Linked DNA regions of Homo sapiens: region 1 is linked to region 2. A link is a loop called in an ENCODE intact Hi-C map of the cell type or tissue named here. Cell type or tissue: CD4-positive, alpha-beta T cell. All regions are shown on one strand.

Region 1 (8,000 bases), 490 kb before region 2:
ACCTTAAACATTCATATTTTCTTTATGCTGGAAACATTGTAATTATTCATCACTACCTCTTTTGAAATGTACAATAGGTTACTGTTTACTATAATTACTGATTTACTTAATACGAGGGATTATTTCTTCTATCTGACTATATTTTTATACCTCACTTTATCCCTTTCTTCTCCCTACCCGCTTGTCATTTTTAATACTCTATGGGTGATCTTGTCCAGTCTCTTGTTTCAACTGCTATACAGCCCAGCCTTAATCCCCATGCTCTAGATTTATATATTCAAACTTCCGTCAACCACTTACCATCACGTTGATCCTAATAGTTTGAAATCTGAATGTGTCATCTTCCCTCTAAATGGCTCCTCTTCCTGAATTGCTGTCTAATCCTTTTCCTCTCCCACAGTTCCATATCTACCCATCCATAGTTCTAATACTTTTAATGCTTAAGTGTTTCTCCACTTTTTCTGCTCTTTTTCTTTTATCCCCACTAGCTAATTCTGGCTGGATCATCATAGCTGTTTTTACTACTCTCTCTGCCTCTAGTTTTGTCACATTTAAGCCTGTCTTCTACACCTCTGCTGCCTAAGCTATCCCTTTCCACTGCCCCTATTGGCAGCTATCTTGTAGTCATCTTCAGCTCAATGCCATTTCTCCATTTATTCCAAGATGACCACTATGATGCTGGAATTCTTGCCCAATCTCTCTCTGCCATGCTGAGTTAGGTGTCCTTCAGCTATACTCAAAGATATTATGTGAATATCTATATTATCTTAATTACCTGTTTATATATCATACCTTCCTTTGCATTTTCAATGTTACCTTGCCTACTACTCCTCACAAAATACAACTCAGGTATTACTTGTGGGTTGCTTCATTTTCCAGTAAGTTTATTTCAATAAGGAGGTAATATGGATGCTGTTAGTATCTTGGCACTTATTTTTCTTATTCTTTTCTTTTTTTAGAAGGTGTTTCACTCTTGTTGCCCAGGCTGAAGTGCAATGGCACGATCTCGGCTCACTGCAACCTCCGTCTCCCGGGTTCAAGTGATTCTTCTGCCTCAGCCTCCCGAGTAGCTGGAATTACAGGCATATGCCACCACACCCAGCTAATTTTCCATTTTTAGTAGGGACGGGGTTTTACCATGTTGGTCAGGCTGGTCTTGAACTCCTGACCTCAGGTGATCCACCTGCCTTGGTCTCCTAAAGTGCTGGGATAGCAAGCATGAACCGCTGCGTCTGGCCCATTTTTCTTATTCTTAAACATCCTACTAAACATTTTGGAGCTAGTTGTATTAGGAGGTTTATTTTCTATGTGGATGGAGCAGTTTAAAAAAGCTGAAATAAGTGAAATCTTCCAAGTGATTTAAAAAATTTTTAAGCCCATGTTTCTACCTACTAAAATTCAAAAATATTTACTATAGAAGATGACTAGTCTTCTTTATGACAGTTATTTTAATTTAAAAGGAATTAAAAGGATATAACTTTTCTTGAAACATTTGCACTTAATCATGCTGTCAATTCATTATATGATTTTGGATTACTTGCTTAATGTTTCTATTTCTTCTCTGTTAATACTAATTACTCCTAATAATTATAAGAATTGTTATTGTATCCAATTTAGAAATCCTGTTATGGAAGCTATTTTTATAGTGTATTATGATTAATGCATACAATGTCCATGTAAACTTTCAATTTTTAAATGTGACACTACTTATCTATTGAACACTTACCATGTGCTAGGCACTGTTCTTGAATGCTTTATGCATAAAAGCACATTTAATCCCATCATAGCCAATAAAGTATTATTACCTTGATTTTACAAATGAGATAACTCAGATATGCAGACATCGAGTAACTTGGCCAAGTATACGTGTTATGGATTGAATTGTGTCCTCCCAATATTCATGTGTTGAATCACTAACCCCTAATGTGACTATATTTGGAGACAGAGTTTTTAAGGAGGTTAATAAGTTAAATGAGGTCACAAGTGTGGGGCTATAATCCAATAGGACCAATGACCTTCTAAGAAGAGGAAGACACACCAGGCATGCACACGCACAGAAAAGAAGACCATGTGAGGGCACAGCAAGAAGATGGCCATCTGCAAACTAAGAGGAGAGGCCTCATTAGAACCTAACCCTGCACCATGATCATGGACTTCCAGCCTTCAGAGTTAGGAAAATAAAATTCTGTTGTTTATGCCACCAAATCTGTGGTATTCGCTTATGAAAACCATAGAAAATTATACAATACCCAACAAGCAAATAGCAGAATGGAATTAAACCCATAAAGGATGGCTTCAAAGGCAATGCTTAACCACTATACTGCCTTTAAAAATTGTCCTAACAGTTCAACTTCAATTACAGAAAGTTTATAATAATTAGATGTTAATACTTTTATGCTTAACTTTATATTTCTATTTCAAATGCTTATTTCCTTTTCAATAGTTAATATTTTCTGGACAGCAATTCTGGACTATTTTCTAAATTCTCTGTTTTCTAAATTCTTATGTCATGCCCTCTGTCATAAGAATGTTTATACCCTATGATCTTCTAAAAATAAATCCTTAAAAGATGATATGGTTTGGCTATGTGTCCTCACCCAAATCTCATGTTAAATTGTAATCCCCATTGTTGGAGGATGGACCCAGTGGAAGGTAATTGGATCGGGGGGTGGATTTTCCCCTTGCTGTTCTCACTATAGTGAGTGAGTTCTCAGGAGATCTGGTTGTTTAAAAGTGTGTAGCACTTCCCTGTTTGCCCACTGTCTCTCTGTCTCCTGCTCTGACATGGTAAGACATGTTTGCTTCCCCTTCACCTTCCACCCTGATTGTAAGTTTCTTGAGGCCTCCCAGCCATGCTTCCTGTACAGCCTATCGAGCTGTGAGTCAATTAAACCTCTTTTCTTTATAAATTACTCAGTCTCACATAGTTCTTTATAGCAGTGTGAAAATGAACTAACATAAAAACTTAGTACTAGAGGAGTTGGGCATTGCTATAAAGATACTTGAAAATGTGGAAGTGACTTTGGAACTGGATAATGGGCAGAGGTTGGAACAATTTGGAGGGATCAGAAAATGACAGGAGGGTGAGGGAAAGTGCAGAACTTCCTAGAGATTTGTTGAGTAGTTTTGACCAAAACACATATTGTAATATGGACAATGAAATCCAGCTTAAAGTGGTCTCAGATGGAGATGAGGAACTTATTGGGAACTGGAACAAAGGTCATCCTTGCTATGCTTTAGCAAAGAGACTGGCAGCATTTTGCCACTGCCCTAGAGATCTATGGAACTTTGAACTTGAGAGAGATGATTTGGGTTATCTAGCAGAGGAAATTTCTAAGCAGCAAAGCACTCAAGAGGTTATCTGGCTGCTTCTAAAATCCTATGGCCATTTGCATAAGCAAAGAGAATTTGTATTTAAAAGGGAAGAGGAGCATAAAAGTTTGGAAAATCTGCAGCCTTACCAAGTGGTAGAAAAGAAAAATCAATTTTCTGGAGGGAAATTCAAGCCTGCTACAGAAGTTGCATAAGTAAAGAGGAACAAAATATGAATAGCCAAGACAGTGGGGAAAATGTCTTCAAGATATTTCAGAGACCTTTGTGGCAGCCCCTCCCATCACAGGCCTGGAGCCTTAGGAGGGAAAAAAGGTTTCATGGGCCAGGCACAGGGCCCTGCTGGTCTATGCAGCCTCCAGACATGGTACCCTGTATCTCAGCTGCTCCAGCTCTAGCCGTGGCTAAAAGGGGTGAAGGTACAGCTTGAGTCATTACTTCATGTGTTGTTGGACCTGTGGGTATACAGAAAGCAAGAGGTGAGGTTTGGGAGCTTCCACCTGGATTTTAGAAGATGTATAGAAATTCCTGGATGTCTATTCAGAAGTTTGCTGCAGGGGCAGAGCCCTCATGGAGAACCTCTACTAGGGCAGTGCAAAGTGGAAATGTGGGGTTGGAGCCACCACTGAGTCCTCACTGGGGCACAGCCTAGTGGAGCTGTGGGAAGAAGGCCACTGTCCTCCAGACCCCAGAATGGTAGATCCAATGACAGCTTGCACCACAAACCTGGAAAAGCCATAGGCACTCAATGCCAGCTTGAGAAAGCAGCCGCAGGGGCTAGACACTGCAGAGCCACAGGGGCAGAGCTGCCCAAGGCCTTCGGAGCTCACCCCTTGCTTCAATATGGCCTAGATGAGAGACATGGAGGCAAAGGAGGTTATTTGGGAGCTTTAAGATTTAATGACTGCTCTGCTGGGTTTCAGACTTGTGTGGGGCTTGTAGCCCCTCTTTGTTTTGGCCAATTTCTCCCATTTAGAGCAGGAATATTTACCCAAAGCCTGTGCTCCCATTTTATCTTAGAAGTAACTTGTTTTTCACTTCACAGGCTCATAGGTAGAAGGGACTTGGCTTGCTTGTCTCAGACGAGACTTTGGACTTGTACTTTTGAGTTAATGCTGGGATGAGTTAAGACTCTGGGGGACTGTTGGGAAGGCATGATTGGTTTTGAAATGTAAGAAGGACATGATATTTGGGAGGGGCCACGAGTGGAATAATATGGTTTGTTTCTGTATCTCCACTCAAACCTCATGTTGAATTGAAATCTCCAGTGTTGGGGGAAGAACCTAGTGGGAGGTGATTGGATCACGGGGGCAGAATTTCACCCTGTTGATCTCATGACAGTGAGGTAGTTCTCACAAGATCTGTTTGTTTAAAAGTGTGTAGCACTTCCCCCTTAGCTCTCTTCTCTCTCTCTGTCCTGCTCTGCCATGGTAGATGTGCTTGCTTTCCCTTTGCCTTCTGCCATGATTGTAAGTTTCCTAAGGTTTTCCAGCCATGCTTCCTGTACAGCCTGCAGAACTGCTCTTTCCTTTATAAAATACCCAGTCTCAGGTAGATTTTTTGTTTTGTTTTGTTTTGTTTTGTTTTGTTTTTTTGAGATGGAGTCTCACTCTGTTGCCCAGGCTGGAGTGCAGTGGTGTGATCTTGGCTCAATGAAACCTCTGCCTACAGGATTCAAGCGATTCTCCTGCCTCAGCCTCCTGAGTAGCTGGGACTACAGGTGCATGCCACCACACCTGGCTAATTTTTTTATATTAGTAGAGACAGGGTTTCACCATGTTAGCCAGGATGGTCTTGATCTCCTGACCTCATGATCCGCCCGCCTTGGCCTTCCAAAGTGCTGGGATTACAGGCGTGAGCCACTGTGCCTGGCCAGGTAGTGTGAAAATAGACTTATACAAAATTTTACTCCATCTAATTACCGTGTCTTTTGATTGCGAATTTAATCCATTTACACTTAAGATAATTATTGACATGCAAGAACTTACTGTTGCCATTTTATTACTATTTCCTTTGTTCTCTTCTACCAATCTTGCTGTCTTCCTTTGTGATTTGTCTTCCTTTGTGATTTGTCTTCCTTTGTGATTTGTCTTCCTTTGTGATTTGTTGAATTTTTATAGTGTTATGCTTTGATTCCTTTCTTTTTATCTTTTTGGTATCTTCTAGAAGTTTTTTCTTGGTGGTTACCATGGAGTTTATGTGTAACATTTTAGGGTTATAACAGTCTATTTTAAGCTAATAACAGCTTAACTTCAATTGCATACAAAATGTCTACACTCTCACTCTGCACCCCCACCATATTTTATGCTATTTATGTCACAACTTATATCTTTTAATTTTATAAATCCATTAACAAATTGTTGTAGCTATAGTTACTTTTGATATTTTTGTCTTTTATCTTTTATGCTAGAATCACAAGTTATAGTCTTTGAAAAAAAATTAGTAGATTCAGAAATTTTTCTGAGCGAATTTTGAATTCCTCCAAATGAACTCTGTCAGTTTATTGTGAGACAGCATCAAGCTGCTCTAGGCTCTACAGTTCTGGAACACTAGTAGTTTCTTATTATCTCAGTGAATATTGTATTTAAAACTAAACCTAAAGGGGGACTTCTGTGTTATTTTCTCTTTCAGATCGTGTAGACTTCAATTGGCAGAGTTACTCAGTATTATTTACTTGGAAAATCCTCTGTAACCTAAAAGTCCTAGCTCTCCTGACACTAAGGATGACAATGGAACACTTAAATGGTAGCTGCCTATGAAGGGCTGTCCCTCTACCCCCTTGTTCCCTCTGAATCTGAAGCTATTAGCCACTTACAATCTTAATAAACTAAAATTTTTTTGGATATTTGGATTAAATTTTTCTAAAGTATTTAATGGGGAAGAATAATATACTGCATTTAAGAGTTTAAGTATACCTTTTTCATGGTCTATACCCTAGAAAACAAATTATATGACTCTTTTTAATGTGTTCTTTTCATACAATATAACAGTGAGCATCCCACCCCTCATTTCTTCCTTATGGCATGCATTTTTGAAAGCATGTAGTTTGTTTTTAATCATATATAGTGTTACTTGAAGAAACTTACTCTTTGCCTATGCTCACCTCCAGCATTTTAAATTCATAACCTTAATGCTACCTTAATGTTGGCTTTCAAAATTCCAAAGTACTGTAAAAGAGAGCAAGAAAGCAAAAAATAAAATAAAATATACAGAAATAGGGAAGGAAATGCAACCAGTTTGGAGAGAAAATAGGGCATGAGTGTGAGATATGTAATAGTAATCTCTAAGATCCAGCTGTAAAATGACATGATTGAATATACAATATACTGGTGATTGAAAATATCATATATTTCACATTAAGACAATTAAACATAGATATGGGGTTAATTTTATTTCTTTTCCTTCCAGGAGATGCATATATCTGTAGAGTTTTTATAGAAAGAAAACAGAGAGAGGAATCAATCCACACTCTAATACTCTTGTTTCTAAGTAATCTAATGACAACTCTTATAATTAAGTTTTTTTAAAAAAAGTCAATGTACTGAAATGGGAATCATGAGATCATCCAGCCATTTAACATCTCAGTTATATAAGTGAGACTTCTTCTTAAATTAATTAACCAGTGAGCGTACACACAAAAAGCACAATGAGTCAAATCTTTTCATCATGAACTTAGGTTAGCTGCATAGTTTTGAGCTTTTTGGAAACTTGCCAAAATAAGTTTTTACATATCACATTATAAGTTGGAAAAAAACTAGCATTACAGAGTAGCCTCGCTGAAATGAATTTTCAGGTAAAAACAAAGGATTAAATACAATAGTTGGTGAGGAATTTGCTGAACCTTCTTGAAATTTATTTCTTCAAATTTTTAATTCATTCATTCAATATATTTGAGTGTCCATCATTTATTAATAACCTATTAGTTCATATGTTGTTTAGCCGTATTAATTTTTTAAAATGGACTTTACTTCATTATTTGAAATATTTAAGGTGGGGTATACTAATTGGGAAGGGGATTTAAGTGTGATTACTGGGTAAAGCACTTGACTTATCAAATACAGCTCACCCAGTACACAGTGCAAATAACACACAATTAAATACTTCAATCATAGAAAGTGACTTAGATAAGCAGAGATCAGAGAAACAACTGATATGGAATTATTTGTTACACAGAAATTCTATAAGCAAATCAAACAAGGATTGATTTCCTAGTGAATATCTGCTAAGACATGGGGATAGCTTTATCATATAGAATTATTTTAATGGAAATTTCAAGATTTTAAGCTAGAACACAAGCAGAGAGGTAGCGGAAACTTCCAGGAACTTGGAACTAATAAGAGTACCTTTTGTTTATAGAATGTGTACTTTACAAAATGAGTTCACACTCATGGTTTTAACAACACTGCGAAGTAGGCATTGGGAAAGCTAAGCCAGAGATTTTAATTAGGAAGAACAGCATGGGGTAATTTGGTAGTTTTAAAATTGTATTCTAGATCAGTGCTTCTCAAGTTCACTGTGTACACATACCACCTGGGGATCTTGTCACATGGTAGAGTCTGATTCACTGAACCTGGAATGGGGCCTGAGATTTTTCAAGGCTTTCATGCTCTCAGGTGATGCAAATGGCCACTTCAAGGAGGAGCTTTGGAAGAGTCCTAGGAGTCAGAGTT
Region 2 (8,000 bases):
AGCTACTTGGGATTACAGGCAGGAGAATCGCTTGAACCCGGGAGGCGGAGGTTTCAGTGAGCTGAGGTCGCGCCATTGCATTGAACTCCCACTTGGACGACAGGAGTGACACTCAGTCTCAAAAAAAAAAAAAAAAAAAAGAAAGAAACAAAGAAAAACTGCAGGGAGAGAATCTGTAATAAAAGCAATCAGGGAATGACCCAGTGGGGGACATGAAGCTGCACCACCCAGACAACCTTCAAGGAGGATTTGTCACCCCAAAGTTTGCTGGGATAGGTGCCAGCAGAGAGCCTTTAGTTGCCAAGTCCTCACAGGGTTGTCTCAGCTGCTAAGAGCAGTCTGGCCAAAGGCCACACACTTCTGTGGTGGCTACAGTAAATGACTGGTAGACATTGGGGTACAAAGACCAGACCACTTCAGTGCAAAACAGGATAGCTCCGATTATGAAGAGGCAGTGGCCTCCTTCACTCTTCACCTTTTCCTCTGCCCATTGCTGCTCACATCTCTTCCTTGTCACTGGTGGCGATCCCAAGAGCATTCTCTAGGAAACATACTGTATGCTAAACTCCATCACAGAGTCTGCTTCCTGTAGAACCCAACCTGTGATACACCCCTTAAAGAGTGAAATAGCAATACCAAACGGTTGTATAAAGTATGGGCAAATGTGAGGGTGGAAGGATGATAAGATCAGTAGCGTATTCATCCGTGTTCTTCAGAGAAATACAATCAATAGGATATATGTGTACAAATATAAATCTACTATGTAGATTAATAAATGTATATTTATTAATATATTGATATTTATTTGTGTAAATCTATTATAATATAAATTATTAGGTAAATCTAATATAAATCTCTATATATTTATATTATAACTTATATAGATCTACTATAGTAGAAATCTACATAAATATAAATCTACTATGTAGATTTAATTATATATAGTATAAATAAATTTATATTTATTAATATAAATTCTAAATATAAATCTCACAAATCACCAGTAAAGAACTTACTCATATAACCAAATACCACCTGTTCCCCCAAAAACCTATAGAAATAAAAAATTTAAAAAAAAAATCCCTTTTGGGATATCTACAGAGTAGAAACATGAGCAGAGGGAACAACATATTCCCTGTAACATCTCTAGGCCTTTTGTTCTCTTAACCCACTGTACTTAACCATCAGTTCAGTGGCCAAATAAGAACAGTATAGTCCCCTTGAGAGGAAGAGACCAGTACTCTCTCAGGGCAAACAGCTTTCACCTTTAAAAGAGAATCGCGGTGGCTCATGCCTGTAATCCCAGCACTTTGGGAGGCCGAGGCGGGCGGATCACAAGGCCAGCAGATCGAGACCATCCTGGCTAACACGATGAAACCCCGTCTCTACTAAAAATACAAAAAATTAGCCGGGCGTGGTGGTGGGCGCCTGTAGTCCCAGCTGCTCGGGAGGCTGAGGCAGGAGAATGGCGTGAACCCGGGAGGCGGAGCTTGCAGTGAGCCGAGATCGCGCCACTGCACTCCAGCCTGGGCGACAGAGCGAGACTCCGCCTCAAAAAAAAAAAGCGAATTCCTCCAAAACCAAACACTACTCTTGGACTCCCCCCTAGGCCTATTAGTAACCAGTTTATATTTTCTTCCTAGGAAGCCATGAAATGGGACAGAATGCAGAATCACAATGAACCCAAAAGTGAGTTTCAAGGTGACAGAGAATTACCCTGACTCAGAGACAGGCTTCGGATTTCTAAGGAAATAGTTCTCTAAGGGAATGCACAAAGTATCACCCAAGTGCTTTATGGTATACTGACTTCCCTAACTTGTAAGAGAAGTTAGCAACCCTTCAGATATGTTAGAAATTTTGTAAAGTGAAGGCTGCAGTAACCAAAACAGCATGGTACTGGTGCAAAAACAGACATATAGACCAATGGACCAGAATAGAGAACTGGGAAATAAGGCCACACACCTACAACCATCTTTGTTAAGAAGTAGCAGATGCTGACAACGTTGTGGAGAAAAAGGAACACCTTTACACTGTTGGTGGGAATGTAAACTAGTTCAACCATTCTGAAAGACAGTGTGATGATTCCTCTAAATCTAGAAGCAGAATACCATTTGACCCAGCAAACCCATTACTGGATATATGCCCAAAGGAATATAAATCAATCTATTATAAAGACACATGCATGATTATGTTCACGGCAGCACTATCCACAATAGCAAAGACATGGTAACGACCTAAATGCCCATCAATGATAGACTGGATAAAGAAAATGTGGCGCATATACACCATGGAATACTATCCAGCCATAAAAAGGAATGAGATCATGTCCTTTGTAGGGACATGGATGGAGCTGGAAGACATTCTCCTCAGCAAACTAATGCAGGAACAGAAAACCACACACCATGTGTTCTCACTTGTAAGTGGGAGCTGAAAGATGAGAACATATGGACACATGGTGGGGAACAACACACATTGGGGCCTGTCTTGGGTGGATGGCGGGAGGGAGAGCATCAGGGAGAATAGCTTATGGATGCTGAGCTAAATAGCTAGGTGCTGGGTTGTTCTGTGCGGTAAACCACCATGGCACATATTTACCTACGTAACAAAACTGAGATCCTCCACATGTACCTGGGAAGCTAAAATAAAAGTTAAAGAAAAAAGTTGATGTTAGACTTCGTAAAATTCAAAACTTCTGCTCTTCAAACAACATGTTAAGAGAATGAAAAGACAAGCACCAGCTAGGAGAAAATATCTGCAAATTACACATCTTATAATGGACTTATATCCAGAATATAAAAAGAATTCTCTCAAAACCCAATACTAAGAATACAAACAACCAATTTTTTTAAATGAGTTGAACAGACCAATGAAAATATATTCAGGTGGCAAAAAAGCCATGAAAAGATATTCAACATTGTTATTCATTAGGAAAATGTAAATTAAAACCACAGTAAGATACCAGTACATACCTATTAAAATGATTGACTTAGAAATAAAAAATAAATTTTATAAAATGAAACCATTTTGATTACATTTATCTGTTTGGTCCACATCCCTAGAATTAGTAACAATATTGATATTCAAATAGTATAGTTTTCTATCATAAAAATGTAAATATAAATGGAATAAAAACAAAGAACACCTGCTAAGGTCAGTGGTAAGTGTGATGCACTTCTTGCAGATCCACCTGGAGTTCTAGCGCCTTGGTGCTGCTCCCCACAGGAGGATCCCACAGGAGATGGGCAGAGGAAAACCAGCCCAGGGGATCCTTCTGCAAATAACATAACAGATCACACTGGCAGTTGCTCCTGGATACTTCCTTATTCCTGATATCTGCAAACTCTGGGTCTAGAGTACTTTTATTGCTGCCCCCACTTTTAGGAACAGCGTATTACATAAATGTACTGGGCTCTTCTTTCTTCTGGGACTTCCTATTGTTTTATATGCCTGATTTTTGGCATATGAAACAACATATATATATATTATATATATGACGCACACACGTACACACACCTATACATATATATGCCAAAAATAAAGCATGTATATGTGTTGTTTTTTATGCCAAAATTTGCCTTATATATGTGTGTATGCATATGACTGTTTTATCTGCCACTGTGAACCAGCAACCCCTTAAAAGCCCTGTGCTAATCTTTTCCTCAATAATTAAGGAGTGTTCTGTGTATTTGTGTTTAATCTACAATTTGTGATAGCTAAACTGTTCCTGCCACTTAAGATCACAAGATTGGTTCAAACCCTAAATTCATGTCTTGTGAAAAATTAAAAGGCATCTCCAAGATTTCTAGGAGTACTCAATATAGTCATTGCCATAGCCATCTTTACTTTCAAACTCTTGCTTCTACTAAGTTAAGACAAGTAATATATTGGCACTGTTCCAAACATTGTTTACTCAAATACCGACTCCAGAGGTTTCCTTATTGTCAACACACACACACACACACACACACACACACACACACACACACACACACACCCTATTCACAGAAGGCCTTTGCTGGCATTGCTGACTTTACTGGTGCTCTGGACAGACAGTCTAGGTTGATATTGCTGCAAATTTGAAACTGAATAGTGAACACTGTCCCGTGGCACCTTCTGCCAATAATGGATGAAGTCTTGCACCATGTTTGTAATTGTCTTCTCTCTTGCTCCTCTTTCAGTTTACCTCAGTTTTTCTTCTTTGTTCTTTCCCACACCATCCTATTCATTTCTGTCGGGTCCTGGTACATTTTACATTTCCTAGTTTTTCGCTAATTATTGCCCTCTAGTGGCTTTTCAAGGTATTTTTCTAAACAAAGATTTTACACAATGAAAACACAGATGCTAGCTTTTAAGATTAATTCTTTAATTCTTTTTTTAACACTTCACTAGAAATAGACTAAGCTAGTTGTAGCACATTTTTAGATAATATTTTTGAAATGTATTTAAGTTCTTAAGGAATTATAATTATATTAAGTATTTTTCCTACATATTTTGCAAAAGTGGCTTTTCTGAAAAAAAAATTCTGTCAATGAACAATATCAAATAAAAGCATCTTCCTTTTGATTAATTAACCTGGCCACATTTCACAGTGATTCACCCTGTTTTGTGTAGTAGAAGAAATCATTTATAAAGGAGCTCTACTAAGGTTCTTGTTGTTGTTGTTTTATTTATTTAATGGAACTGGCAACTGACTTTTACTACCCATCTGTGAAATTCTGTGGACCAAAATAATCTATTTTATTCTTAATGATCAGGTGTCAGCCAGATACCTATGCACACACAAGTGTGTGATTAAAAGGAGTTTTTTTAAAAAGCTGTCCATTGTCACCTCTGAGATACATTTCAAGAAGGGTTCCCTTCCTGAGAGGGAATTCAGGGAGAAGTGCTTAGTTTTTGAAGCAGAACTTCCTATTATTTTGAATCTTGGCTTTTCACCCCTGTTTTCCAAACAATCAACAACATTCAATATCCACAGTTATAGCACACAATAGGCATTTTTGTATAAGGGATTGGTATTCAGGGTGAGCTTGGTGGGGGATGGAATATGGACACAGGTGTGCTTCACAGAGTTGATGGATGAGATACCGCCAGGCACCACATAACAACATTTCAGTCAACAACTGAACTATGTGACAGCATATACGGTGGTTGACCACATAAGATTATAATACTGCATTTTTATTGTATTTTTTTATGTTTAGATATGTTTAAATACACAGATACCACTGTGTTACAATTGCATGTGGTATTCAGGACAGTCACATGCAGTACAGGGTGGTAGCCTAGGAGCAATAAGCTATACCATATAGCCTAGGTGGGTAGTTAGTCTTTCTATCTAGGTTTGTGTAAGTACACTCTATGATGTTGGTACAACAACTAAATCACCTAATGACACATGTCTCAGAATATATCCCCACGATTAAGTGATGATGACTGTATTTTTGACAAAAAGCATCATGAGAGAAGAGCAAAGGGTCAAGGAGAGTTAATTGATCAGTCCTAACATATACTGAATGCCCCTGACTCTGTACTTTTTACTAGAAGCTTGATGTCTACAGCTTCTTGAATTATGGTTGTCAGAGTGGAGTTTGCTTACTGTGTAGTTAACTGGTTGTTACTCTCTACTGGATTTGATAAATCAGAAAAAAATTCCGCATATAAGAATTAGTTGGATTAATAGCCAAACCCTGTTTTTAAGGGTTTTGTTTGTTTGTTTGCTTTTGTTTTCTTGTTTTACGAAATCTCAAAGGAAGTACTTATGGTTAGAATGCAAGACAAGGAGTCTTTTTCTGGGATTAGTGTTTAGTTTGGCTTCATAGTTCTTAAGTCTGAAATGATTTCCTTAGCCTTCTGAAAGCCACTAAGAAGGATTGATAATTCTGTATAACCATTCTGTATTTATCAACTGCTATTTGTCTTTCAGAAAGCTGCAGGATTATAATATAACAATTCTCAGACACATGTAAAACATATATTGCTCTTCTATTTCTCACTGCAAAAATGAATTTTGTAAAGTATTTTAAACATTGGTGTCTCCATGGTAGCAGAGGAGATGATAAGTCAGAACACGAACATTGTCTTTGCATAGATAAAACTGTAGAATAAAGTAAAATGATATGTTGAACACCGAATATCTAGTTATGTCCATCATCACTGCACTCTAGGATGTGAATATAGTTGCCTTGGATTTGCTAGGAAGAATTTTAACTCACTGTTCCTGCTGTATCACATTATAGCAACTTTTCCTTCACAATCTGAATATGCTAGTTAGATAATGGACTTAAAAATTGAGGAAATGAGGTATAGTCCTCTTCTAATCCTGTTTTCTACAGGGTAAAGAAATATTAAAATAGATTCTTGCACAGATAACTGAATTAAAGGATGATATCAATTATCTGATTCAATGGATAAGCATAGGCACAGAGATATGGAGAGCTGAACATACTGTAAAATATCCTTTTGTTAACATTGCAAGCTGTTAAACCATGCTGCTTTGTTGAGTGTTCTCTCATTCTTGGGGAACAAAGCTTTGCTTTTCAGTGTTTGTACTGACAGAATGTTGGTCCATTTCCATGTGCCCTCTCATAAGTACAAATAGAACTCTTGAACAAATGTGGAATAATTATTGTGGTCTAGAGGGAAAATCATATTTACTAAGCATTTACAAGGTACTTAGGACAATCTTAGTACTTTAGCCCCAACGTGGGGATAGATCATTGTCTCCCACTTTGCATATAAAATTATGCAAATTTCATTGGTCCATGATTCTGTACTTAATATGGGATGGATATGGATTTCAGGTATTCCATTTCATGAAGAAATATTAAAGGACCTGTTATATAGGGAATTTAGAACTGCTAGAATATGGTAAGTTCTGAAAATGTTCTAAGTAACCATATAAATCAAATTAAATGTATATGTGCCTGCAATCAGATTACTTATCATTACACACTTGACTTAAGTATTAATAAACAATGAATCTTCAGGTGAGTGTTAAGAAGAATTAATACCCAGTTTATTTGATTTAAAGGTACCAAATAGCCCTCAAAAGCTATGGTGACAGGCCTGGCCAACATGGTTAAACCCCGTCTCTACTAAAAATACAAAAATTAGCCAGTCTTCATGGTGCATGCCTGTAATCTCAGCTACTCAGGAGGCTGAGGCAGGAGAATCGCTTGAACCCAGGAGGCAGAGGTTGCAGTGAGCCAAGATTGCACCACTCCGGCCTGGGTAACAGAGGAGATTGTCTCAAAAAAAAAAAAAAAAAGCTATGGTGACAGATTAGTTTACTTTCAGGATATTAGGCTGCCATTAAGTCATCAGCACTGATGTGATTTTTATGAAATGTTTATTTTTTATGTTTAAATGAATTGTCCTAGCATGTCTTTATATGATTTTCCTAGTTAAAAAAATGAAAATTACAGAAAATATCAGTACTTTAAATTTACTTTTGAGATCATTGGAAACCAAAATCAGTCTTTGTATGGTATTTTTACCCCACCTGCTTGGTTTGATTTTTGTCTATTTTATATCTCATGAATAAAAGTGTTATTTAATAACTTCTTGTCATTTTAAGAACATGACTGTAATTAATTTGCTTCACTCAGCTTCTAAGATAACCACTAGTAGAAACAGAAGAAAATAAAACTCACAACAGCCATGGTAGTATCTTGCCTGGGTCTGGGAGAATTTTCTGGAGACTGCCTGGCTGATGGAAGTAAGTGGCCAATGAGTTCAGCTGTGGGAAACAGCAAGCCATCTATAGGGGAACCTGCCCCCAATATTTCAACATAGGTTCTTTCTATTTCCCCTAAGTGTCAGCTGGCCTGAGAAATAAAGAGAAACAGTACAGAGAGAGGAATTTTACAGCTGGGCCACCAGGGGTGACATCACACATTGGTAGGTCTGTGATGGCCACCTGAGCCGCAACACCAGCAAGTTTTTATTAGGGATTCCAAAAGGGGAGGGAGTGTACGAACAGGGAGTAGGTCACAAAGATC

What was found. Hi-C counts contacts between places; a loop is a spot of excess contacts. Peaks named below come from ENCODE experiments on the same cell type or tissue, not always from the same donor. Only the 100,000 strongest peaks of a DNase experiment are listed, where the experiment ranks them.
Region 1: a loop joins it to region 2, with 4 times the contacts of the local background. A loop is called at or near these places in 11 of 110 quality-filtered maps.

What each region holds. Positions count from the first base shown.
Region 1 is chr21:14,741,335-14,749,334 of GRCh38, reverse strand. It overlaps LOC124905054 (a long non-coding RNA gene), which reads left to right and starts at 4,846. Exons shown (of 2, transcript XR_007067926.1): 1 at 4,846-4,881; 2 at 5,962-6,173. In CD4-positive, alpha-beta T cell, no CTCF peak of the experiment used is centred here; no DNase peak of the experiment used is centred here.
Region 2 is chr21:14,250,064-14,258,063 of GRCh38, reverse strand. No RefSeq gene overlaps it. Among named protein-coding and RNA genes, the nearest start is that of RBM11, 38 kb to the right of the region's middle. In CD4-positive, alpha-beta T cell, CTCF peaks have their summits at 4,106 and 4,308 (motif pointing left); no DNase peak of the experiment used is centred here.